2 separate regions of the Homo sapiens genome follow, and region 1 is linked to region 2. Evidence: read pairs that join two places in POLR2A ChIA-PET (ENCODE). Cell type or tissue: A673. All regions are shown on one strand. Links, peaks and the distances in the headings refer to the core of each region. The heading gives the core; the rest is flanking DNA. Region 1 has its middle 19 kb from the start of CADPS2. Region 2 overlaps CADPS2 (calcium dependent secretion activator 2).

Region 1 (12,669 bases), core at 2,510-10,509, 120 kb after region 2:
TTTTTTTGAGACGGAGTCTTACTCTGCTGCCCAAGTTGGAGTGCAGTAGCGTGATCTCAGCTCACTGCATGCTTTGCCTCCCAGATTCAAGTGATTCTCCTGCCTCAGCCTCCCGAGCAGCTGTGATTACAGGTGCCAGCCACCACACCCAGCTAATTTTTGTATTTTTAGTAGAGACAAGGTTTCACCATGTTGGCCAGACTGGTCTGGAACTCCTGACCTCAGGTGATCTGCCCGCCTTCGCCTCCCAAAGTGCTGGGATTATAGGCGTGAGCCACCATGCCTGGCCCATGTAGTCTTTTAGACAGAAGGTGGGACATGAATTTTGTTTTTTGTTTTTGCTTTTGTTTGTTTTGAGACAGAGTTTCACTCTGTTGCCTAGGCTGGAGTGCAATGGCACGATCTCATCTTACTGCAACCTCCACCTCCCGGGTTCAAGCCATTCTCATGCCTCAACCTCCAGAGTAGCTGGGATTACAGACTTGTGCCACCACAATTTTTGTATTTTTAGTAGAGACAGGGTTTTGCCATGTTGGGCATGCTGGTCTCGAACCCCTGACCTCAGATGATCTACCTGCCTTGGCCTCCCAAAGTGTTGGGATTACAGGCATGAGCCACTGTGCCCAGCCAGGTGAGACATGCTTGAAGGCCCTGAGGCAAGAAGAAACTTGGTTTGTTCTAAGTTTCTGAAAGAAAATCAGAGTGACTGGAAAACAGAGGACTTAATGCAGACATTGTAGGGCCTACAGACCATACTAAAGGTTTTGGCCTTTATCCTAAGAGCAATGACTGGTGTTAGGTATCAGAGTTATATTCATATGTTTTATTTTTTATAATGAAAATCACTCAGGTTGTACTGTAGAGATTAGAAGAATACAAGAATAGGTGAAAGCAATATAAATGGAGGAAATGAAGTGACTGGAAAGAAATATAGGGTATACAATTGAAATAACTTGATGAAGAAATTGATATTAGGCAAAAATGAGAGGAAGATATTAAGAGTGTGTCCAAAGTGTTTGAGTTTCTGCAACTTTGGATTTAGATTTTTTTTTAATTAAAACATTTGTTTCTATTAGATTGCAAAAAAAAAAAAAAAACCCTTTCCTCTTGGTATCTTTCTCATATTATAGAAACTTGACCAATTGTTTTTTTTTCTTGTTTAAAAGATTTATTTACCTACTATAGTGCTAAATTTTTCCCATTTAGCTTCAGTTTCGTCTGGAGTCCGAGGGACATAAAATTAGGTAAGCTTTGATTAATAAGGTAAAATGAGCTTTAATACTCTGGATCCTGTCCAGGTGCAGTGGCTCATGCTCCTGTAATCCGAAAACTTTGGGAGGCTGAGGTGAGGTGAGATGGTTTGTGTGGAGGGTAGGGGAGTGGAGTAATCCCTTGAGCCCAGGAGTTTGAGACCAGCTTGGGGAAAATAGTTACATAGTGAGACCCCATCTTTATATAAAAGAAAGAAAAATAATAACACTGTAGATCCTGCTAAGAAATCCAGGATATGAATTATATTTATATTTCTGTTATTTATTTCTCTTCTATTATCTTATATATTTTCTAAGTCAAGAGTTGCCAACATATGGTCATTTGGCAGATAAAATACATATTCAAGAAATAAAGAAATCATTATGAAAATCTATAGCAAAAATGAGATGATTGATCTTTTCCTTTTATTCTTTCAATATTGTGTGTTTAGTCCGTAATTTTTAATATACTCATGACACTGATAGATTGTATTACTAGCACATATTAACTGGAGGCCAGAAATTGTTCAGTAGCTATTTAAAAATTTTAGCTGAGACAGAAGGAGTTTTACCCGAAACTCTCACTAGAGAATATCTGTCACAGGATGAAGCACTCACGACAATGAAGGATACTTAAGCAAAATTTATTGCTTCCAGATTGTTAGTCAGTTTCATGTCAGTGATGCAATATTGTTCAAATGTTCCAGTTTAACATTTTAACAAGAAAGTTTGGAGCTGAAATAACCCTTTAACTACACCACTGAAAATGTTCTCAGGAAATCATCAGAGACGTTTTGAGATAAAAAGGCAGGCTATGCTATAATAGAAAGTAGAATAAGTTAAATAACATCTCTAGTGTGATTTTTTTCTGCAATTTGATGTGAGGAACAAAACTCTAACCATAGCCCTCATCTGAATCATAGTGAATTAAATGAAAATGTCTTAAAAGTAAGATATCTCATTAGACTATATCTTGCTTTATGGTAAACAAAGAAGGAAAAAGGATAAATGGACCTTTTCTTCCTAACACAGTGACCTAACTTTCCAATCCAGATGACTGTTTGGCCAGATTCTGGACTATCTGGATTTTTATAAATGAAGCTCAATTTTTTTAAACTGCAGAACAAATATTAAAATCAAATAGCTGCCCACTAATAAAACACTCTAGACAAGAAGCCTGCTAATATAAGACTGCAACAACTATCTCATTTAAGGTTAGGATTTACAGAACATTGTTCAGATAGTAAAGGTAGGAAACAAACACCCTCTCTCTGTCAGACACAGGAGTAAGAGGAAGCAACTTCCTGGGCTTTTTACCCAATTATTGTCAAGAATGAAAGTTAGTTACTTCCCTAATTATAAACATACTTTGTGTTTTGTTATTTGTGAGCTGAAGACACTATTTTTAAAAAATTAATTTCAATTTAATTTCACAAATGTTTGCTGAACACCTGCTACACGGCCTGCACAATTCTAGGCACTGAGGATACAGCAGAAAACAAAACAGACTTTTAAAAAATCTTGCACATGCATAACACTTTTAACATTTTCAAAGAACTTCTATGGCCATTACTTTATTATTATTTTTTTACAATACTCTTGTAAAGAAAGCACAGAGAGATTAAAATGATTTGTCAAGGTTTAGATCATTAGTTCATAGACACTATCTTAATTCCAGACCTATAACTTTCTTCTGAGTTACAGACCTGTTCTTCATTCATCAACTGATTAGTTTTACTTGGGTGTCTGAATATAGCTAATTATCTCTTGTATTAGTAGCAATGTGGTGCAGAAGTTGTACCTATATTGCCAGCGCTCAAATCCTTTCTGCCACTTAGGTGGCTGAATAATACAGCACCCTAAAACTTAGTGTAATAAAGAACAATCAACTGTGTATTCTCTCTCGCTTGTTTGTGGTTACAAGGCCAGGCTGTGCTCTAAGTTACAAGTTGGTTCCAAATCTACTCCACCTGTCTTTCATCTCTTTTGACGAGTAGGCTATCTAGAGCAGGTTCTTCTTTCAGTGATGGCAGAGGCCTAAGGGGAGAACCCATTGCTGCATGCATTGTTTCAAGGCTGCCTGTGTCATCTCCACTAACATCCTATTGGACAAAGCAAATCACATGGACAAGCCCAAAGTCTTTCTTAATAAAGGGATAGAAAAGTACACTCTGTCCACTAGGAGGCCAAAGCCAGTCACATGACCAAACAAAACATCAGTGGGATGGGGAAGGGAGAGGAAGAGAAAGTGGATATTTTTGAAGAATAATCTACCATAGGTGCCTTAACATTTCTTGCCTCAGTTTATCCCTGTGCAAAACTCTCATAAGGTTGTTGTGAGAATTCAGCAAAGCATTTAGGATGCTTGGCACATGGTGAATGCTAAGTAAATAGTAGGCATTACTATTTCTATGTATCTCTGCTCATTAAATGGGATCCCCAGCTCCAGGCCTCTCAAATCCGTGCTGTTTCCTTTCATATCCATCCTCTTTGTCATGGGAAGCGCATTTGTTTGGCCCAAGACAAAATGTTTACACTTTGGTGAGGCTACCTCTAGTGACTGTATCGGTAAAATGACTCATCTATAAGGGAAGGTCTATTAGGTAAATCATACACATTTCCCCTTTTATTTAAGGCACATCTCTTCATTACGTTTTGTGATCCAGAGATTGCAAGCACTCAAATGTTCAGCTTAATAAAGTAAACATTAATATATGAAATGAATTTCTTTTTTGAAGGAAGACAAAAAGGATTGTAATAAAGATAACCTAATTCAAATGGCACCACCTTTGTGAAGTGTTCTCTAACTTCCCTAGGAAGTTAACTTCCTTCCTCTTTAATTGCCAATATATTTTTTCAAAACCTTTATTACAGCATTGACTAGATTACACATGATGTGATTTTATGCCTTTCTCCCTAAGTGAGAACTTCCAAGAAATAGTTTCTTATTTTTGTCTCATTCCTAACACAGCACATGACACAAAGTAGGTGGTCAATAACATTCACTGGCTAGAAATAGGGACAAGACAGAGATGGAACCTAGCAAATAATCATTGGATTTCACTTTTTCTCTACTTCTAACAGTGATGCTCACTAAAAGATACAGTTCATTCTTTGTAAATTATGCCTCAATAAATTTGGGTTTTAAAAAGAGGCTCCCAAAAGGCAAGGGATGAATGCTTTTTACTAATAGAATATGATATTTATAGCAAAATGGATATAAATTATTAATAATATTGCTGAACCCTTTTTAAAAATGAAGTTTGACTAGTACTAGAAAATTCACATTGTACAGAAGAATTTAGAAGGTAGCATAAAATAGCCTTTTCAACAAATGCTGCTGGAAGAACTGGATGCCCATATGACAAATGAACAGCCATCCTCTCACACCACACACAAAAATTAACATAAAATAGATGATAGACCTAAAGCAAAGCTAAATCTGTGGGATTTCTAGAAGAAAACATATGAGAAAAATTTTTCTGACCTTGGGTTATGTAAAGATTTCTTAGATAATATGCATGAACAAATGAAACATAAAATAGAAAACTGATAAATATCTTTATCAAAATTAAAAATGTTTTTTTCCTAAGAAGACACTATTAAGGAAATAAAAAAGACTTACAGATTGAAAGAAAATATTCATAACACATATATATGACAAAACATTTAGAATATACAATGAACAATTGCAATTCATTAATAACAAGTCAAACTGCCCAACTTAAATATAGGCATATGTATTTAAACAGTTATGTCACAAAAGAAGATATATAAATAGCACATATACCCACGAAAAGATGCTCAACGTCATTCACCTTTAGAGGGAATGCTGATTAAAACCATGAGATAGTACCGTATATCTATTTAAACTAAAATTTTAACAAGACTAACAATACCAAGTATTGGTGAGAATGGGGGTGCAACTAGAACATACACTCTACCCAAGGGTATGTAAAATGGCACAATCACTTTGCAAAACTCTTTGGCAGTGTCTTATACAGTTAGACATATAATTACCATATGATCCATCAATTCTCCTAAGTATTTACCAAAGAAAATGAAACCCAGTGTTCATATACAGACCTGTTTATGAATGCTTAGATCAAAATTATTTGTATTTAACTAAATGTTAGAAGTTATCTAAATGTTCATCAATGGATACATTAAAAAAGGGGTATACATATATATGTACAATGGAATGCTATTCAGCAATAAAAAGGAATGGACTACTGATACATGCAACATACATGAAAATGTCATGATGAGTGAAAGAAGCTAGAATCAAAAAGTACATCTATATATACATATATATTCTATTTACATAAAATTTTAGAAATTGCAAACTAGCCTTTTATGACAGAAGGCAGGTCAATGTTTGCTTGGGGCAAGGGGTAGAGGAATAGATTAATTAATAGGGGCCATAAGAAATATTTGGGGGATTATGAAAACATTCTGTGTCTTGATTTCTAACAGTAGTTTCATAGATGCATGTATTTGTCAAAACTCAGCAAATTGTATAGTTCATATAGGTGCAGTTCACCATTTGTAAATTATACCCTAAAAAAGTTGACTTATAAAATAAAAAGAATAGACATTTTATCAGCTGATAATATTTATTACAAAATAGAAAAAAGCAATATTGCTGAACACTTATAAAAATATACTTTATTTAGTGCTTAAAATTAACATTGTACAAAGATGGAGTTAGCAAATATAATTTTTAAAAATAGTCTTACTCTCTGGTCTCATACAGTTCTTACTCCTTCCTCACCATTCCTTCCCCTATTTCCTTAAGTGAAAGGGTGGACATTGCTTTCCCTTTCTCTTTTCCCTTCTCTTTTTATTTCCCTCCCCTCCACACATCGAAAACAAAATCTATTATTTTAGGCACTGCTGATTAGATAAAAGGGTTTTATTTTTTAATTTGGGAGAGAATGTTCAGGTATAAAGTTAAAATACTAGAAGTAGTACATGTAATCTCATTAAAACAATTGAAGTACTGACAAAAAAATGAATTAAACATTTCACACACAATCTCCAGAATTCAAAGAAAGTACTCCCAAGGTCATGGTAAAACATAAGTGCTTTCAAGAGCTCATGAAATTCAGACCTAACTTAGTATATCTCTGAGGAGACCATTGCTGGTTTCCAGTTGCTTTCCCTCACAATTGGTACATTTTAATCGAAAAGTTGATCTTACATTTGTTTTTCTTTCTTTCTTTCCTACTTAGGAAGTTCACAAAGAACAGAGCAGAGTTTAAAGGTCTATTTCTAAAATAAACTCAGATTTTTCTGCAGTACAACCAAAAGACACCGTTAACCTTTTTAATAAGACAGTCTCTATGAATTCTAGCTAATTTAATTTTTTCAAATTGAGTATTTCAAACGACGAATTTTTTTTTTTTTTTTTTTTGAGACGTAGTCTCGCTCTTTCGCCCAGGATGGAGTGCAGTGGCACGGTCTCGGCTCACTGCAAGCTCCACCTCCCGGGTTCACGCCATTCTCCTGCCTCAGCCTCCCCAGTAGCTGGGACTACAGACGCATGCCACCACGCCCGGCTAATTTTTTGTGATTTTAGTAGAGACGGGTTTTCACCGTGTTAGCCAGGATGGTCTCGATCCCCTGACCTTGCTATCTGCCCGCCTCGGCCTCCCAAAGTGATGGGATTACAGGCGTGAGCCACCGCGCCCGGCCTCAAACGACTAATATTAAAGGACCATTGTAAACACAGTCACATGAGATTCTTTGGAATTGTAATAGAACCTGCATATCTAGAGATTTCAGAAACATTGCCATATATAAATAAATCTTCCTCTGGCACACATGTACCTATACACATGCCTGCCACACCCATAAATTTTCAAGAGCTGGAATTGGGAAGAAAAAAAATTATGGGACAATACTAAGTAACCATCAATTTTTAATGGCATTTTTACAGGACCAATTTAACAGTCCTTTATTTACATTTTTCACCATCCAGTCTTATCCACAATGATATATCATGCATGGAAATATGGGAAAGTTTGCAGCATTTTGAATATACAGCAAAACGTTATTAATATTCTTTCCCATCACTATCAACAGCTTATTTGAATTCTAGAGTTAGTGCAATAAGATATCCACATGCTAACACCCTGCAGACAGCCACCAGTGAATTCAAACAACGGGTCCAAGACTGATGAGAAATATAAAACTTGCTTTCCTGCAAAAAAAAAAAAAAAAAAAAAAGCCTTTGAACAATATAAGTACAATCCTGGCATGACTTCTTCTTGTTGATATTGTTAACTTTCAGCTAGAAAATTACCTGGAATTTTTCCAAAGCTACCTTAAGTTCACAGCCTTCCTCCCATAATACAATTGCATTGTTATTTAAAATTTAATATCTAATTACACAGAAAGTTAAATATTTCAGTAGCTAATAGGAACAACAGTAATAATGACAGCTTATGTTAAACACAGAAACATTGTCATCTACGTAAAGGTGAAAATGCGTATTACATGCCAGGCACCCTACTAAGAGATTTACATAATTGTTTTTATTTGATTCTTACAAAACCCCCATGGAGTAACTTCTATTAGCTTCAAACTTTACAGATGAAGAAATTGAGACTTGGGAAGATGTTCAGTAAACTTCTTCAAGGTTACTCAGCAGCAGAGTTGAAATTTGAATGCAGATATTCAAACTCTGGAATGCAGTCTTTTTACCACTATGAATTGCAAATATTTGCAATATATAGAGGGAGTGAAAGGTAACTGTCTCTGAACTTTAGGTAAAGAATGTCAGAAATGAGGCACATTTTTTAAAAGACTTTAATTTAACCAGGGGTGCAGGAAATTTGTATTGATGACACCTGTGTCAGATTTTGCGCCACTCACTGAGGTCCAAAATTTCATAAGACTGGCAGTCTACTGTCAAAGATATCATAGGCTAATGAAGGAGAGAGACAGTTATATAAAAAGTTAAATAAAAAAATGAGTTAAATTTGTACTATAGAGGTATGAAGACAGTACTAGAGAAGCACAGAGGAAGTGAGTATTGAAGCGCTTTAGCAGAATCCATACTGCTTTCCCAGAGTAGGTGGTATCTGAACTCATCAATGAGTTATTTTCTTGGCAAATCATCTAACAAATGTGACCCAGACACCTGTAAAACAAGATATAAGATGCAAAAGATTACATACTAGCAGCAGAGCCTATAGCACTAATATCAAGCTCATAATACTGTGTTACAGGAAAGGGGTCCCAATCCAGACACCAGGAGAGGGTTCCTGGATCTCACACAAGAAAGAATTCAGGGCAAGTCAACAGTGCAAAGCAAAAACAAGTTTATTAAGAAAGTAAAGGAATAAAGAATGGCTTCTCTCCATAGAGCAGTCCTGAGGGCTGCTGGTTGCCCATTTTTATGGTTATTTCTTGATGATATGGTAAACAAGGGGTGGATTATTCATGCCTCCCCTTTTTAGATCATATAGGGTAACTTCCTGATGTTGCCATGGCATTTGTAAACTGTCATGAGGCTGATGGGAGGGTAGCAGTGAGGATGACTAGAGGTCACTCTTGTGGCCATCTTGGTTTTGGTGGCATTTAGCTGGCTTCTTTACTGCAACCCATTTTATCAGCAAGGTCTTTATGACCTGTATTTTGTGCTGACCTCCCATCTCATCCTGTGACTTAGAATGCCTTAACCATCGGGGAATGCAGCCCAGTAGATTTCAGCCTCATTTTACCCAGCCCCTATTCAAGATGGAGTTGTTCTGGTTCACATGCCTCTGACAATAGCATCTAAATAAATTATTCATAGCCTGAAATTTGTTAATATTTTCCCCTACAGCTTATTTCTGGAGAGTGAATTGACTAAGTGTTGAATAATAAATAATAAGAAAAAATGCCATTAAAATAAAAGAAATGGAGTAACATTTACATGCATTGGAAATCAAAAGCATTTTGAAAGAATAGTGATTTGAAGATCCGAGTGAAAAAAAAAGTATTTGACTCTTGAAAATAGAGACAGTAATTCTGAATTGTTTTTCCTCTAGTGTATATTTCTTTAATTTGAAATATCATTCTGTTTTATTAATTTGGCAATAATTTCTAAATAATGTGACATGCAAAGTATACATTCTTATTCACTCTAAAATGCAGCATAAATTTTATAATCTCTTCATTTTAACTTAATTTATATTGATTTTATTTTTTAATTTAAGCAAAGCTTTTTAAGGTTTGAATCATTTGTTTTTACTCTCCCAGCAGCTTGCTTTCTATGAATGACAGTTCTGAATATAGAAGCCCTATGTTAGCCATATACTAATCTAAAAGAGGAAGGACTCAAGAAAACCACTGGATACATCCTTCTGCTTTACATCACTTTCAAGCTCCACTTACATTAGCAAAAGAAAGCATGAAAAATAAATCCATTGTTTTATTGACGGTTTGGAACAAAAGGAAGGCATTAATGCAAACAAGTGGAAAATTTTTTTTTTAAAGAATGGCATCTGACATGGTTTGGCTGTGTCCCCACCCAAATCTCATCTTGAATTGTGCCTTTTACCTTCTGCTATGATTGTGAGGCCTCCCCAGCCACGTGAAAATGTGAGTTCATTAAACATCTTTCTTTTGTAAATTGCCCAGTCTCGAGTATGTCTTTATCAGCAGTGTGAAAATGGACTAATACAGCATCTAAGAAATTTTTAATTCTTTTGTCCATTCTCTAACCCATCACTGTAAAACTGTGATTGATCTGGAGAGCTCTCGAGATTTTATGACCAATAATCCTCATGGCTAAAGTACACTGTTTTATAAGGTGAAGCAAACTGGATCAAGGTCAGTCTGTTCTGAAATTGAACCAAACCTTTTTAAAAATATGTAAGACCAAGTAACACACACAAATACCTCAAAATCCAATTTTAATGGCTTAAACAGTAAGAACATTTAACGTCTTATGTGGCTGAAGTCCAGAGGTCAGACAGACTTTAGGCCCACTTAATTCAGTAACTCTGGTTCTGTTTCTTCAGTTTCCTGTCTTGTGCCTTCCCCTGAGTGTTGTATTTTTCCTCAGGCTACACCCTTCATGGTAGTAAAAATGCAATAGCACATCACCTAACCTTACACCAGAGAACAAAAGTAAGGATTCAGGGAGCCATTTTGTGATCAAGGGTGTTTTTTCTCCAGAAGCTTTCAACAAACGTCTCCAATTATCCAGAATTTGGCTACATAGCCATTTCTGACTGAATTTTGTAGCCAGAGACATGCCATGTGCTGACTGGGTTAGGCCTGGATCTCCGAACCAATCACTGGAATCCACCTTCCTTCTTAAACCAAACAGCAAACGCTTAGCGCTTGGGGAAAAGTCAGCTTCTTCTAAGGTACTTGGGCTGCCAGAAGGGATAGTATACAACGGGGTTCTGTTAGAAAGGGAGAAAGGGGCTGGGCGCGGTGGCTCATGCCTGTAATCCCAGCACTTTGGGAGGCTGAGGTGGGCGGATCACGAGGTCAGGAGATCGAGACCATCCTGGCTAACACGGTGAAACCCCGTCTCTACTAAAAATACAAAAAAATTAGCCGGGCATGGTGGCAGGCGCCTGTAGTCCCAGCTACTTGGGAGGCTGAGGCAGGAGAATGGCGTGAACCTGGGGGGTGGAGCTTGCAATGAGCCAAGATGGTGCCACTGCACTCCAGCCAGGGCAACAGAGCGAGACTCCATCTCAAAAAAAAAAAAAAAAAAAAAAGAAAGGGAGAAAGGGCTGGATGGTAGAGACAATCATTATCAACCATGAAACTATCCATTTCCTATGCTAAATATTCAACAGAATTTTGAGGAAATTGGTGGGAAAAGGAACTCCCAAGAAGGCAAAGTGTTAGGTATAGCCAACAGTCTGAATGGCTCCCTCTCTAATCTATATAGAGATGAAAAAGAATCACAATTAATAATATTCTTGCCAGGTGTGGTGGCACATGCCTGTGGTCCCAGTTACTTTGGAGGCTGAGGCAGAAGAATTTCTTGAGCCCAGGAATTCCAGGCTGCAGTGAGCTATGATTGCACTGGTACACTCCAGCCTGAACTGCAGAGTGAAATCCCATCTCGACCAATCAATCAATCAAATTATTAACCATATGATAAGACATATCTATCATCCTGTTTCCTCTGCATCTAGGGCTTTATGGGCTCAGATTCAAGTTCCCCTAAACACTCTTCTTGGATTCTACATTAATCTTCTCTCCTATTGGAATTTTCTATAATCACGTGCAGTATGTCCAATCCATCTCACCATGAGTAAAGGGCTGTTCCTCAAAGGTTTAGTGTACTTTCATGGAACAATTTTATATAAGTTCAGAAACTATTTTGTCAGGCAAGACAGAGATTATCAAAGGACAGATGTATACCAAGTAAGAAATCCATATACATTGATTTGTAATACATTGATTCATAAGCTATAGAGTTAGTTTCTAAAATTCCTGGAAAAATTAACTGTGAGATAGTTATTCAGTGTCTTCTTAATACTGAAACCTACTTTAGAAATAAAATAAAAAGCAGAAATATTTCAGATATATGTGGATATCAAACAAATGACATTTTCATCTAGTCGTGTTAAGCTAATGCAATTTTTTCCTACAAATGTTCTTTGTAAGTAAATGAGATATACTGGTTAACCAATAGTATATATATTCTCCCTAATAGTAATAGAGGAACACTACTGTATCTTACTTTTCTACTCTCCCCTTTTAAAATTCCCATTTACTATACTGTACTGACTTCAACATGGTTGTATTAGCTTTCTATTGCTACTGTAATAAATTATCACAAACAATGGCTTAAAACAATATAAATTTATTATCTTACAGCTTTGTAGGTCTGAAGTCCTAAATGTATCTCAATAAGCTAAAATCAAGGTGTCAAGAGGGCTTTATTTCTTTTTGGAAGATCTAGGAAGGGGATCTATTTCCTTAGCTTTTTTAGCTACCAGAGAATGCCTGTGATTTACAGGCCATCACAGACTTTAAGCGGTGAAGGGGGTCTGTGATGGTTAATACTAAGTGTCAACTTGATTGGATTGAAGGATGCAATGTATTGATCCTGGGTGTGTCTGTGAGGGTGTTGCCAAAGGAGATTAAAATTTGAGTCAGTGTGCTGGGGTGGGGAAGGTAGACCCACTCTTAATCTGGTGGGCACAATCTAATCAGCTGCCAGCAAATATAAAGCACTCAGAAAACCCTGAAAAGACAAGACTGGCCTAGCCTCCCAGCCTACATCTTTCTTCTGTGCTTGATGCTTCCTACCTTCAAACATTGGACTCCAAGTTCTTCAGTTTTGAGACTTGGACTGGCTCTCCTTGCTCCTCAAGCTTGCAGACAGCCTATTGTGGGACCTTGTGATCATTTAAGTTAGTACTTAGTAAACTCCCCTTTGTGTGTATATATA
Region 2 (12,669 bases), core at 2,743-10,742:
GTGAGCCGAGAGGCGACAAAGCGAGACTCCATCTCAAAAAAAAAAAAAAACAAAAACAAAAAAACCAGCATATAGCTAGGTTTACTTTTGTAACCCAGTCTGATATCTGGCTTGTAATTTTGTTATTCAATCTGTTTGTATTTAATATAATAACTATTGTGGTTGATTTTATTCCTTCCATCTTACTTTGTGTTTATTAGTCATTTTATATTGTTTCTTGTTCCTTTTCCTTATGTTTGAGGGGCTGATCAAGTTACTATTTTTCCTGCCGCAGCGTTCCTCACATGGGGCACCAACTGTGGTAGCACTCCTCTCACAGGAGCACCAGCTGTGGGGGTGTCTGTCCCTTGCAGACCCTTGACCTGGTGATGGATGAATAATGTACACTGACACACAGATATTCTGTTTTGCCAGTCCAGCTGAGAGTGTCTGTCCACGCTGCTTACAGACTCCTTGCTGAGTGTTGTAAACAGTTGCTACCACGGCCCCAATCAGCTAGTGAGACCCACATTTATTCAGTAAGATTAATTAACAAAGGCTTGAGTCAAAACCATTAGAGGATAATTGACATTGTGGACTTTCCGAGTAAAAACCACTTAAGCAACTGAGGTACATCAAAGGTTAGCCTTAAGACCACATGAGTAAGTGAGCTACCTAGGTAAACTACTCCGCCTTCCTTTGTACCAACTTTAAGCTATTTACTAAAGGTAAGGATTAGGATGCCTTCGACCATATCTATTACCGATGTTATGCAAACTCTCAGGCCTTCCAAGAGGGCTTGCGGCTATTACTATAACTATCTTTAATATTTTTCCCACTAACCTGATTGAACCCGAACATTTTCCCTCACTAAATTGGAAATTTTGTGTAGTGTTTCATTCCATTAGTAGTCACGTCTATTTAATTCTTCTTAAAATTAAATGGTATGACTCTATTCTTTGAAAATAAGATTATAACTTCCATTAAAATTATTTTTCCCACCATGACCCACTATTTATCATCTCACATCCCCTAATAAGCTCAGTTTTTTAAAATATTGTTTATTTTCACTATCTCATCCTCCTCCCTAAGATCTTTTTAGAATGTTTCTACTTCTCTATTCACCATTCCCAACTTTCAGGTCGTTGGGTACTGTTTACTTTTAGATTTTTGAGGAAGTTTAATATATCTTTACTTTGCATTTAAATTACAAATCCCAAAACAGCTATCTCCATCCATGTACTTTCTAAATACATACGCACTCATGTGTTAAGATTTACTGTGCTTATTTCCTCTTCATGTTTTCCCACCTTGAAGTCTCTATTCTGGTTCATTTACTGTTTGATTCACATCTACTCTTGGATACAATATGTGGGTGATACTTTCTGAATGATTACATATCTCTCAAGTCCTTTTCTTAATCTAGGCAGGAAAATGATATAAGTTGAAAGTAAGATTCTTGGATTGTGGTCTATTTCTCTCAGTAGTGTGTGGATGCCCCATCTTCCTAACTTGCAGATGAGAAAACCAGTGCCAGGTTGGTTCTCACACTTCATCCTTTTCTTAAGGTAACTTTAGTATTTTTTTTTTCTGGAGCCATCTGTATATATCATTAGAGAATTTGAGAATTTTATCAGAATGTGTCTGGACATGGGTCTTTTCTCATCAGGTGAGTCTAGACCTTATTAAGCCTTTTTACTTTGCGGGCCAAAATCTTTCTTTAGCTCAGGTCAAGAATATTGTCTATTATATAATTATTACCTTTCCTATTTCCTATTTATGTTCCTTTTTCACCTTGTTGAACATCAATTATTTTCATTTCAGGTCCCTGGAATCAAATCTCCAAGACTCTTATTTTTCCCCTCAAGATTTCTAACTTTTAATCATATTTTCATATTTATGCTCTGGGATTTGAGATGTGTTTTACATTTGATCAACCAGAACAGTAAATCAGGTCTCAGCAGCTACCCTTTTTCCCTTGTGTTACTTAATTAGGAATCATGCTTAAAATGTTGTAGGTGCTACAGTTGAATCTCCCTAGGTATTATACTTTTATTTTTACTTTTTCAAATGTTCACGTCTCCTCCAACATTGCTACTTCACATCACACTTGTTCTGACTGTCTGGTGTTCCTCTATTTGCCTGCAGGACAAAGAGATTGTATGATTTTGTATACTTATGTAGATTGTCATTTTGTGGAGGCTAAAGTCTGATTGTTAGTTCTCTAATTTGGCTTCATATTAGAATCACTTGGGGAGTTGTTCTGTGGTTTATTTAGTTTAAACTGATAATGCCCAGAACCAGTTTGATAAGAGTCTCTGGAGGAGGTACCCAGGCATTAGTACTTATGTAAATACCCCAGGTGAATTTTGAACTAGAGCCCTAAAGGGTCTGAATCTTACTTGTGTGAGATGTGTAAAAACGAGAAGCTATTTCCCCTTCAGAAATAGCAGTGGAAAGCCTTTTTGCTCTCAGGTCTCCCTGCCCTCCTCTTGGGCTCAAGGACATGGATAATCCTATCTACCCATTGAGGTCCTTTCTTGGGTTTTGTGGGGGTTAGGGAGACTCTCATATCCCTACCCCCAGGAATCTTCTGATCTTTGAAGACCAGGCTCTAGAATCTACCCCTCTGGAGCTCTTTATCCTGAGGTTCCAACACTATTCTCTCACTAGGGCTCAGACCATTTAGAGGAAGCCCTCCCACCTCAAGCCCCACACACCATTTCCTCTCCCGAAAGCCCACACAGCACAAGGGTTCCCTGAGATCAGTTGCCTATAGGTCCTCTGGCTCAGAAGATGCAGGTAATGTGGTTCTAAAAGAAGAAATAAACCACATGCAGATCTTCAAATTATAACTTCTAGTAGTCATGTCTATTTCATTAACTTCTAGAAGGGATAATATGGACTTTTATTTTCCACATTCCACTTTTATTGTTACCACATTCAGATCTTCTAACTATAACTTCTAGTAGTCTCGTCTATTTCATATAACTTCTAGAAGGGATAACACGGACTTTTATTTTCTTATTTCTGGTCTTTATAATAAACATCTAAATACAACTTTTGTTCATGTAAATGGCAAATTAGCATCATCGGGAAAATGGATGAGAAGCCATGAAGAATGGTTGTTCTCCTCATAATGAGCATTAGAATGTAAATAGCAAGATTCAAAGGAGAGGAGGCAGAATTAAGCACAGTCAAGACACTGGGATAAAGGACTGATCAGATAATGTCTGGAGCAAATCAAAATGATTTACAGATATAAACAAATACATAAGCAGTACATTTATAAATTATAGATGTTCAGCTGGAGGAGGGTGAATAGAGAGTGGCATCCTTCTTTCTCTTCTACCATTTGTCAATATTAGGAAATATGACCTGTAAGAATTTATGAAGAACTTTGATATTATAAATTTAACATTGAGTGTGTTGTAGCCATTGGTGAGATAAATATATGGCACAACCTTTGTGGATAATTTTGCCTTTCAATTTTGAGATGTAAATTTTTTTACTACTGTTACGAGTTTCGTGTTTAAGACAGGAATACAACTACTACTTTCAGAGCCCTCTCCATTATATGAGAATTGAGTCGAGGACAATAAAGCACCACCATATCCCCATTTTTTTTTCTATAAGAGTGGTTTTCAGACTTATTTGGTCGTGCTTTGTTCAAAAGAGAGCTTAACTAAATGCTCACACTGGAAAAAAAGATGTGTGTGGAACTGAACCTACTTGTGACCCATCCTCCCAGCCCTAAGCATCTTCCCACTAGAAACCAGGTTCCATGAGAACAGGTCATGGATGTAGCATTTCTCACAGCTACATCCTCAGTGCTAGAAAATGCCAGGCAGGTAGTAGGCCTTGCTCAAGATTTAAGAAACGAACCTTGTAACAGTATGCAGGACTGTTTGGAAACCACTATTTTCAACCCTTTCATTTAAATATTATCTAGAGAAGCCACTCCAGAAGGAATACAAACTTTAAGCAATGAGGAACAGCTAATGTGCATATCAGCTGAATGATTTGAGCGTAGATATCTAAACACCCTGCACCTCAATCTCATGAGGGTTTTATAAAGTGCCTCTATACACCCCCAACCCCAAGAAAAAGCTGAAAATTTTATCACTTGTGTTTTATGTCATTTGACAGCAATGTAAAAGTATCATGAACTTTTGCATATATATGTATTCCTTGGAGAATTCAGAAGGGACCACAGAAACCACAGGTCTACCAGCTAGTTACTTGTTATCAATTATAAAACTTTCTGGATGATACTCTCATTCTATCTTTCTCTTCAAGTCCAGACATATTTCACTGCAAAGCCCAAATTCTAGATGACTGAAGAATTATTCAACTTCAAAGGGAAGTTAGGAATGGTCAGTTAGCCAACAGAGTTTATTTACCTTTACTCTAATACTACAGTACACTGCAATGATTTGCTTCCATATCCATCTCCGCCAATAGACAGCTGGTTCCTGGAAGATGAAAACCACATTGTATTCACCTTAGTAATTAATGTAAGTGCCTAGTGCAATGCAAAGCACATTGTAGCCTCCCACTTCTGAGTGTGGGGCAGGGACAAGGAAGAATTCAAACGTAATAAAGTAACTGAATTCCAGGATACTTGGTATTAGCTGTTAGAGTAGCCTTCAGGAACATCCTTCTTTACTCACAAAAGTCCACCACATTCAGGGAGTGAAGCAAAGTATTATCAACCATCTGATTCTTCATCCTCATTAAATAGGCTCCCAAGGTCCAGCCACCAGCTTAAAAAACTGGAAAGGCTTTTAGGCAGTATTTACATGGTCCAACTAGAGAGAGGAAAGGAAGATCCTGACAAATAGAACTCAAAGACTAGCTGACAATAAACATCCCCCCTGTGAGAATAAGAGCACACTATGGGAGACTGAGAAAGTAGAAGTTAACTCAGACAAAGAATGTAAAAATCTGCCCAGCCATCAGGCTGGAGAATAACAGAAACAGAGCCAGCTTCAGGGTTAATAGGAAACAATACTTTTTTCAAGGACATTCTGCTACTATAAAGTGTCTTAACAACCCCTTTCTTTGTCTACTAGTAGTTTTCTGACTCACTGGGAAACTTTGTGCTCTAAAATCACCAGAAACTCTGCTGTTTGAAATTATAGTACTCAGAATGAAGCATTTCATTTTTGTCTGGAGGATCTAAGTTACTCTGACACAAAGAAATGGCCTCGATTTATCACCTAGAGCTTTAGAAAAGGGAGTTCTGGACATGGCATTTCACATCACTCTTAACTTTGTAGTTTGCAAGCAAACAGGACCCTGGTCCACATTGCAGTGATATTGATGCAAATTGTGTGACCCATTGACACACAAGCCCTGCTTTGCCTTAAACTTACCAAAAATTGCTTTGTTTATATTTCACTTAAACTCCGCCCTTCTCAAAAAATCCTATGACTCTTTTCCTTTGATTATTGAGCAGCTTTATAAGTGGTTTCTCTGCTGTAGAGTCTACCTCATTGTCATAAGTCAACAATCCTGCCTTCGTTGGACTATAGCTTTGAACCTGATGGCTTTAGGCTGATTGCACTATGCCAAGACTTAAATCTTGGTATCCACCTTTCCATGATTGAGTTTAGGTTCAAGCAAAGCTTTATACAATAAAACTGTTCTCCTGGAGGTCATAGAGCTCCACTTTGTTCCTTGCGTTCATTTGGGCCTAAGTGAACTTGTCCTCCTCAGGGCTTAAGTCCTCAACTAGCCACCAGCACTGAGGAAAGGCCTGCTTCAGCAATGAAAACAGTTCATCATTTCCCTTTTACTAACCCTTGATTTCAACACTTAGAACACCTTGGCTCCTGTTGGATGCTGATCACAAGAGGAAGCAGTACTTGACCTCTGTAACTCTTGGTCCCAGAATTTAAGATGCTCAGAGTCCTTATGTCCTCAGTGATGGGTGGCAGAGGAAATGGTAATGGTTTTTCTTGGTCCTCGGCTTGGGTGCACTGATTACCCCTAGGAGGCAGGAGCATGAAGAGGTGAAGGGAATGTCAGCAGAGGAGTAGATTTCATTTATCAGAAAATCATGCAAACTAGGGAGGTGCAGAATGCCAACTACAGCAGCCCAGAATAGTCTATTCAGGGCTCAGTGTTTTTATACTCTTCAGAAAGGAAGCTTACTGCCTTCCTATCCTATCTCCCCCAAGGCCAGCACATTGCAAGGAAGGATTGGCCTTTAACTGGTTCGTTTACCACAAAGGCCCAGTAATTAGTAGTAAGAGCTGCTATTTAATTCCCTCAACTACTTTGTCTTGCTTTGAAAAGCATTCAGAAGAGCAAGAGTCTTGCAAGGGATATCTGTTAAGGAATATAAAAAGCTCAGCTATTCACTATAAGCATTACACTCTAACCTCAAAACATCTTTAGTTCCCAAACCTAGAGGACACAAATACAAATTTTCCCCCTACCACACACACTAACAAAATAACCACAATATGTTTTAAGAAAGTAAATACAGTTAAAAACGTCTACAGATAAATATGTACATTTAACAAATGCTTTCAAAAGTTATTTGTAGATAAATCCCAGATGCCAAAAGGGAAACACTAATAATTTGACTACATAAAACTTTAAAACTTGTTTACAGAAACCAAAAATAAAACATAACACACTGTTTAGAAAGGCAAAAACTATGTGTGGAAAAAATCTGCCATTCTGAGAGATGAAGAGCTAGTTTCTTAAACATAGGAGCAATGCTGATCAGGGATACAAATAAGCATGTCATAGAAAATGAAATAAAAATACCCCTCATCCATTTTCTTAGAAAAACGAACTATAAAGACAGAGTACTAAGGGAAAGAAACATAAGAAATTCTACATGTTCACATAAGAATAGGCAAACAAATATTAAGTGTTTTTTTTTTTTTTTTTTGAAAAGAGAAACAGAGGTCTTTGTATCAAAGTTTGCAAAGATAAGATTGTGAATTAAAAATAGAAAAAGGCCAGGAGCAATGGCTCATGCCTGTCATCCCAGCAATTTGGTAGGCCAAGGCAGGAGGATTGCTTGAAGACAGGAGTTTGAGGCCAGCCTGGGCAACAAAAGGAGTCCCTGTGTCTACAGAAAAATTTTAAAAATTAGCCAGGTGCAGTGATGTGCGCTTGTATTCCTAGCTACTCAAGAGGCTAAAGCAGGAGGATCCCTTGGGCCCAGACATTCACAGCTGCAGTGAGGTATGATTGCGTCACTGCATGACAGCCAAGGGGACAGCCAGACAGCGTTTCTAAAAAAAAAAAAAAAAAAAGAAAAGAATTAAGTTTCTGAGTGAATTTACTTCAAATGGGATTTTATTAATGTTCCTATAATCCAAGAAAATGTTTCTAATCACCACCTACCCCTGGCCAATTTAATTGTTGCAAATAAAGACTGTATAGTAATAAATTTAAAACAGGAACTACAGGACTTAAAAATATCAAGGCATATAAAGATCAAACCAGCTCTTATGAATAAAACATCCAACTTAATCCATATGAAATGTTTTTTTCTTCAAAGTGCCTAAATCTAGTACTCATAGCCTCAGTCATTCTTCAAATTATAGCTCATGAATACCATCCAGGTCTGAAATTTGTTTTAAGATAGCTCTTAAAGATACTGCAATGCATGACTAGTTCTGCCTAATTGATCTACCACTTGAAAATTCACAGTCATAAAATCCAAGCTGCTGTACAGCCAAGCTCTCCCAAGAGCCCATCATTATAATTTTTCCTATAGCCACCACGTCTCAACACTAATGGATGTAGGAATATTAACTATGATCAGGTACATAAAGAAATGGTAGCACCCAAAATACGAAAGCAAAGGGACAAATCATTTTTATCTCAGATTTCAATATGCAGTGTGCCCATAGAGTATGCACAGGCACATCAATTCCCCTAGCTGTCTGAATGTCTGTTCTTAAACGTTGTGGGCCATGCTGACTACCAGAACAAAATAAAGTTGTATAAGATTGTATCAACGGCGCGAGGAAAAGTACAATAAAACTATTTGTAATGCATGAGATTCACATGCTGAAGTTCTCATTTAGACATCACAGTCTTATATAATAAATTATTCTCCCTCCTAGGTATGAAATAATATTGTTTAATGTTCAGATTTTAAACTACAGAAAGAAATACTAAGGAAACCACGGATGGTATGAGATGAAGCTCTTTTGAAAGATACACACACACACTTCTTAAACCTTGCTACTCTTTTTTTTTTCTTTCAAATATTCTAATCTTCCATGGGTCATTTTCTTTGATTCTCAATATAAACTAAATCTTGACTTTTTCTTTCCTGAACTCAGCAAAGGATAAGAAAGTCAAGCATACTGAAACATACCAGCATAGCAACTCATAATAGCTGCCCATTAACAGTAGTTTTTCAAACACAATCTGGAGAAAGACTATACAGGATGCCATCAACAAGTGTATTGTGATTTAATGACTTTATCAACATATTTATTTCATTGCTATTTAATAACACTAACCATGGCAACACAGGATAAAAGAATTTTTACAAAACAGCCTATCTTAGAAGTTTTTCAATTTGAGCTTAAAATTTTAAAGAATGAACTTGATCTAATTATAAACCACAATTTAAAATGTTAGTTCAAAATTAAAGGCCTATCAGAAATTACCAATAAAAAAGGTTGACTAAATCACAAATAAATACATTTTATCTCAATTATCTCATCTACATAACCATTAAAAACAGTCTGATTTGTAGGAATCCAATTATTTTGAAAAATCATCAATGGTAAAGAAAATACATTTTATGTTAATTTTTGATGTCCTAAGGGAACCAAGTTAAATGGCTAAATCAGTTTGTAGACAACAGATCAATTCCCAGATAGCCCATTTGCTTTCCCCTGAATACAGTAATGGAAGGAACCTCAAAGGCAAACTCAGTATTGCCAATCAAGCCATAACCTTGTACCAAGCAAAATGTGTTGTGAAATGCTCCCTTTGGTAAACAGAGGATACCACAGTTATTCTGCTAACATCCTGAGAAAAGCTAATCCATAAAACATTTCATTTTAAACTCCCTGCTATGGTCTGAATGTTTGTGTCCTCCCCCAAAATTCATGTGTTGAAATCCTAACTCCCAAAGTGACGGTATTTGGAGGTGGGCTCTTAAGAGGTGATTAGTTCATGAATGGAGCACTAATGAATAGGATTAGTACCCTTATAAAGGAGGCTCTAGGCCCCAGAGAGACCCCATCCCTCTTTCAGCCATGTGAGGTTATACTGAAATAACAGCCACCTATAAACCAGGAAGCACGGCCTCACGAGAGGTGAAATCTTCAGTACCTTGACCTTGGACCTTCCAGCCTCCAGAACTGTTAGAAATAAAGTTCTGTTGTTTATAAGCTACCCAGTTTATGGTATCTTGTTGTTGCAGCTTGAACAGACTAAGACACTATTTTAAAAAATGCAACAGACTTTAGAGATACACCTATAAGATTAACAAACTTATTTAGTAGTATGTCATTATAGATTTCAAGTACATTAGATTTGCTGATCTTTCCAATAGTGTATTTTCTTTATAAAGCAAAGCAAAGAAATTTAACCAATTATAAGATATTCACTGTTAAACATGAATACAGTGAACAAAGAAAGGTACACTGCTCACCCTAGGCCAAGAAACAGCTAACAGCAAAGCATCTGGTCTCTCCAGACTAACTGCTCACCTAATAGCACTATGCTTCTGGCAACTTCTAGTTCAATATATACTGAATAGGATTTGTGCAACTCTAATTTAATTCACCACCAACTACATATTTGTACAAATTAAAGCATTCATATTGGATCTTTGTTCAAAGAGTCCTGAGTGCAAATGAAAAAATTAAAATGCTGTACCTTTCAGCCATATCATTACATGCACTAAAAGCCTTTCTAAAAGAAACACTGATTTGTTATATCAAATGTGTAAAAGGACCATTCAGGTCCTCCTTTACTGTTGTTTCTCTTCATTTTTCATTTCCATTGATTGAAACTCCTTGGTGCATCCCTCCAGCCCCTATTTTTGAACATAATTCCTTTTTTGAAGATCAGACCCCAATTTTCATTATAATATCTTCAAAAATGTTTACAACTGTGTGGGAGTCTAAGTCTCTTGAGAAATTCTAAGAACTTGCTTTATGAATCTGGGTGCTTCCATGCTGGGTGCATATACATTTAAGATAGTGAGAGCTTCTTGCTGAATTGAGCCCTGTAACAATTATGTAATGCCCTTCTTTATCTTTTTAAATCTTTGTTGGTTTAAAGTCTGTTTTGTCTGAAACTAGGATCACAATCCCTGCTTATTTCTGTTTTCCATTTGCCTGGTAGATTTTTCTCCATCCTTTTATTTTGAGCTTATGTGTGTCACTGCATGTGAGATGGGTCCCTTAAAGACAGCATATCAATGGGTCTTGCTTTTTTATCCAGCTTAACATGGTGTGTCTTTTAATTGGGACATTTAACCCATTTACATTCAAGGTTAGTATTGATACGTGTGAATTTGATCCTATCCTCATGATGTTAGCTGGTTATTTTGCAGACTTGTTTATGTGGTTGCTTCATAGCGTCACTGGTCTATGTACTTCAGTGTGTTTTTGTAGTGGCTGGTAATGATCTTTCCTTTCCAGACTTAGTGCTTCCTTCAGGAGCTCTTGTAAGGCATGTCTGGTGGTAATGGACTCCCTTAGCATTTGCCTTTCTGAAAAAGATCTTATTTCCTCTTCACTTATGAGGCTTACTTTGCCTGAAAACAAACTCTAGGTTGGAATTTCTTTTCTTTAAGAATGTTGAGTATTGACCCCCAATCTCTTCTGGTTTGTAGGGTTTCTGCTGAGAGGTCTGCTGTTAGTCTGACGGGCTTCTCTTTGTAGGCGTCCTGACCTTTCTAGCTGTCATGAACATTTTTTCTTTCATTTCAGCCTAGAGAATCTGACGATTACATGTCTTGTGGATGATCTTCTTGCTTCATTTCCTAAACCTGAATGTTGGCCACTCTAGGTAGATTGGGGAAGTTCTCATGGATGATATCCTAAAATATGTTTACCAAGTTGATACCATTCTCCCTATCTCTTTTGGGGACACCAATGAGTCATAGATTTAGTCTCCTTATATAATCCCATATTTCTCGGAGGTTTTGTTCATTTCCTTCTCATTTTTTTCTGTACTCTTGTCTAATTGTCTTATTTCAGAAAGCCAGACTTCAAGCTCTGAGATTCTTTCCTCCACCTGGTCTGTTTTGATATTAATGCTTGTAATTGCATTATAAAATTCTTGTAGTGTGTTTTTCAGCTCTATCAAGTTGTTTACATTCTTTTCTATACTGGCTATTTTGTCTATCAGACTTCAACTCCCACGCAATAATAGTGGGAGAGCTTGACATCCCACTGACAATATTAAATCATCAAGACAGAAAACTAACAAAGATATTCAGGACCTGAGCTCAGTACTGGATCAAAGGGACCTGATAGATAGCTACAGAACTCTCAATCCCAAAACAACACAATATACATTGTTCTTATCACCACATGGCACATCCTCTAAAATCAATCACATAATCAGAAGTAAAACACTCCTCAGCAAAAGAACTGAAATCATTTTAAAAAAAAAAAAAAACCCTTTCTGACAACAGCATAATCAAATTGGAAATCAAGACTAAGAAATTCACTCAAAACCATACAATTAGATGGAAATTGAATCAACTGCTCCTGAATGAATTGGGGGAAATAATGAAATTAAGGGACATATCAAGAAGTTCTTTGAAACTAATGAGAACAAAGATACAACATACCAGAATCTCTGGGACACAGCTAAGGCCATGTTAAGAGGGAAATTTGTAGCGCTAAATGCCCACATCAGAAAGTTACAAAGATCTCAAGTTAATAACCTCACATCACAACTGAAAGAACTAGAGAACCAAGAGCAAACAAATCCCAAAGCTAGCAGAAGACAATAAATAACTAAAATCAGATCTGAACTGAAGGAGATTGAGACATAAAAAAAAAAATTCAAAAGATCAACAAATCCAGGAGCAATTTTTTTGAAAAAATTAATAGATCACTAGCTAGACTAATAAAGAATAGAGAAGATTCAAATAAACAAAATCAGAAACAACAAGGGGGATATTACCACTGACCCCATAGAAATACAAACAACCATCAGAGAATATCATGAACACTTCCGTGCACATAAACTAGAAAATCTAGAAGAAATGGATAAATTCCTGGACACATACACCCTCCCAAGACTCAACCAGGAAAATGTGAACCCCTGAACAGACCAATAATGAGCTCTAAAATTGAATCCTTAATGAACAGCCTAAAAGCAAACTGAATCCGGCATCACTTCAAGAAGCTTATCCACCATGATCAAGCCAGCTTTTTCCCTAGGATGCAAAGTTGGTTCAACATACACAAGTCAATAAATATGATTTATCACAAACAGAACTAAAGACAAAAACCACATGAGAATCTCAATCTATGTAGAAAAAACTTTCGATAAAATTCAACACCTATTCATGTTAAAAACTATCAATAAACTAGATATTGAAGGACTATACCTCAAAATAAGAGCCATCTATGACATACCCACCACAAACATCATACTGAATGGGCAAAAGCTGGAAGCATTCCCCTTGAAAACCAGCAAAAGACAAGGATGCCCTCTCTCACCACT

Evidence for each region. ChIA-PET counts read pairs that join two places held together with the same protein. Peaks named below come from ENCODE experiments on the same cell type or tissue, not always from the same donor. Only the 100,000 strongest peaks of a DNase experiment are listed, where the experiment ranks them.
Region 1: POLR2A ChIA-PET joins it to region 2 with 11 read pairs; 2 of 35 experiments call an interaction of 5 or more read pairs at or near these places.

Annotation. Positions count from the first base shown.
Region 1 is chr7:122,899,528-122,912,196 of GRCh38, forward strand. No RefSeq gene overlaps it. Among named protein-coding and RNA genes, the nearest start is that of CADPS2, 19 kb to the left of the region's middle. In A673, for the core only: a CTCF peak has its summit at 3,424; a DNase peak (open chromatin) is centred at 3,424; H3K27ac peaks cover 978 bases.
Region 2 is chr7:122,783,158-122,795,826 of GRCh38, forward strand. The region is part of intron 1 of CADPS2 (calcium dependent secretion activator 2); the gene reads right to left. Among named protein-coding and RNA genes, the nearest start is that of RNF148, 87 kb to the left of the region's middle. In A673, for the core only: no CTCF peak of the experiment used is centred there; a DNase peak (open chromatin) is centred at 7,314.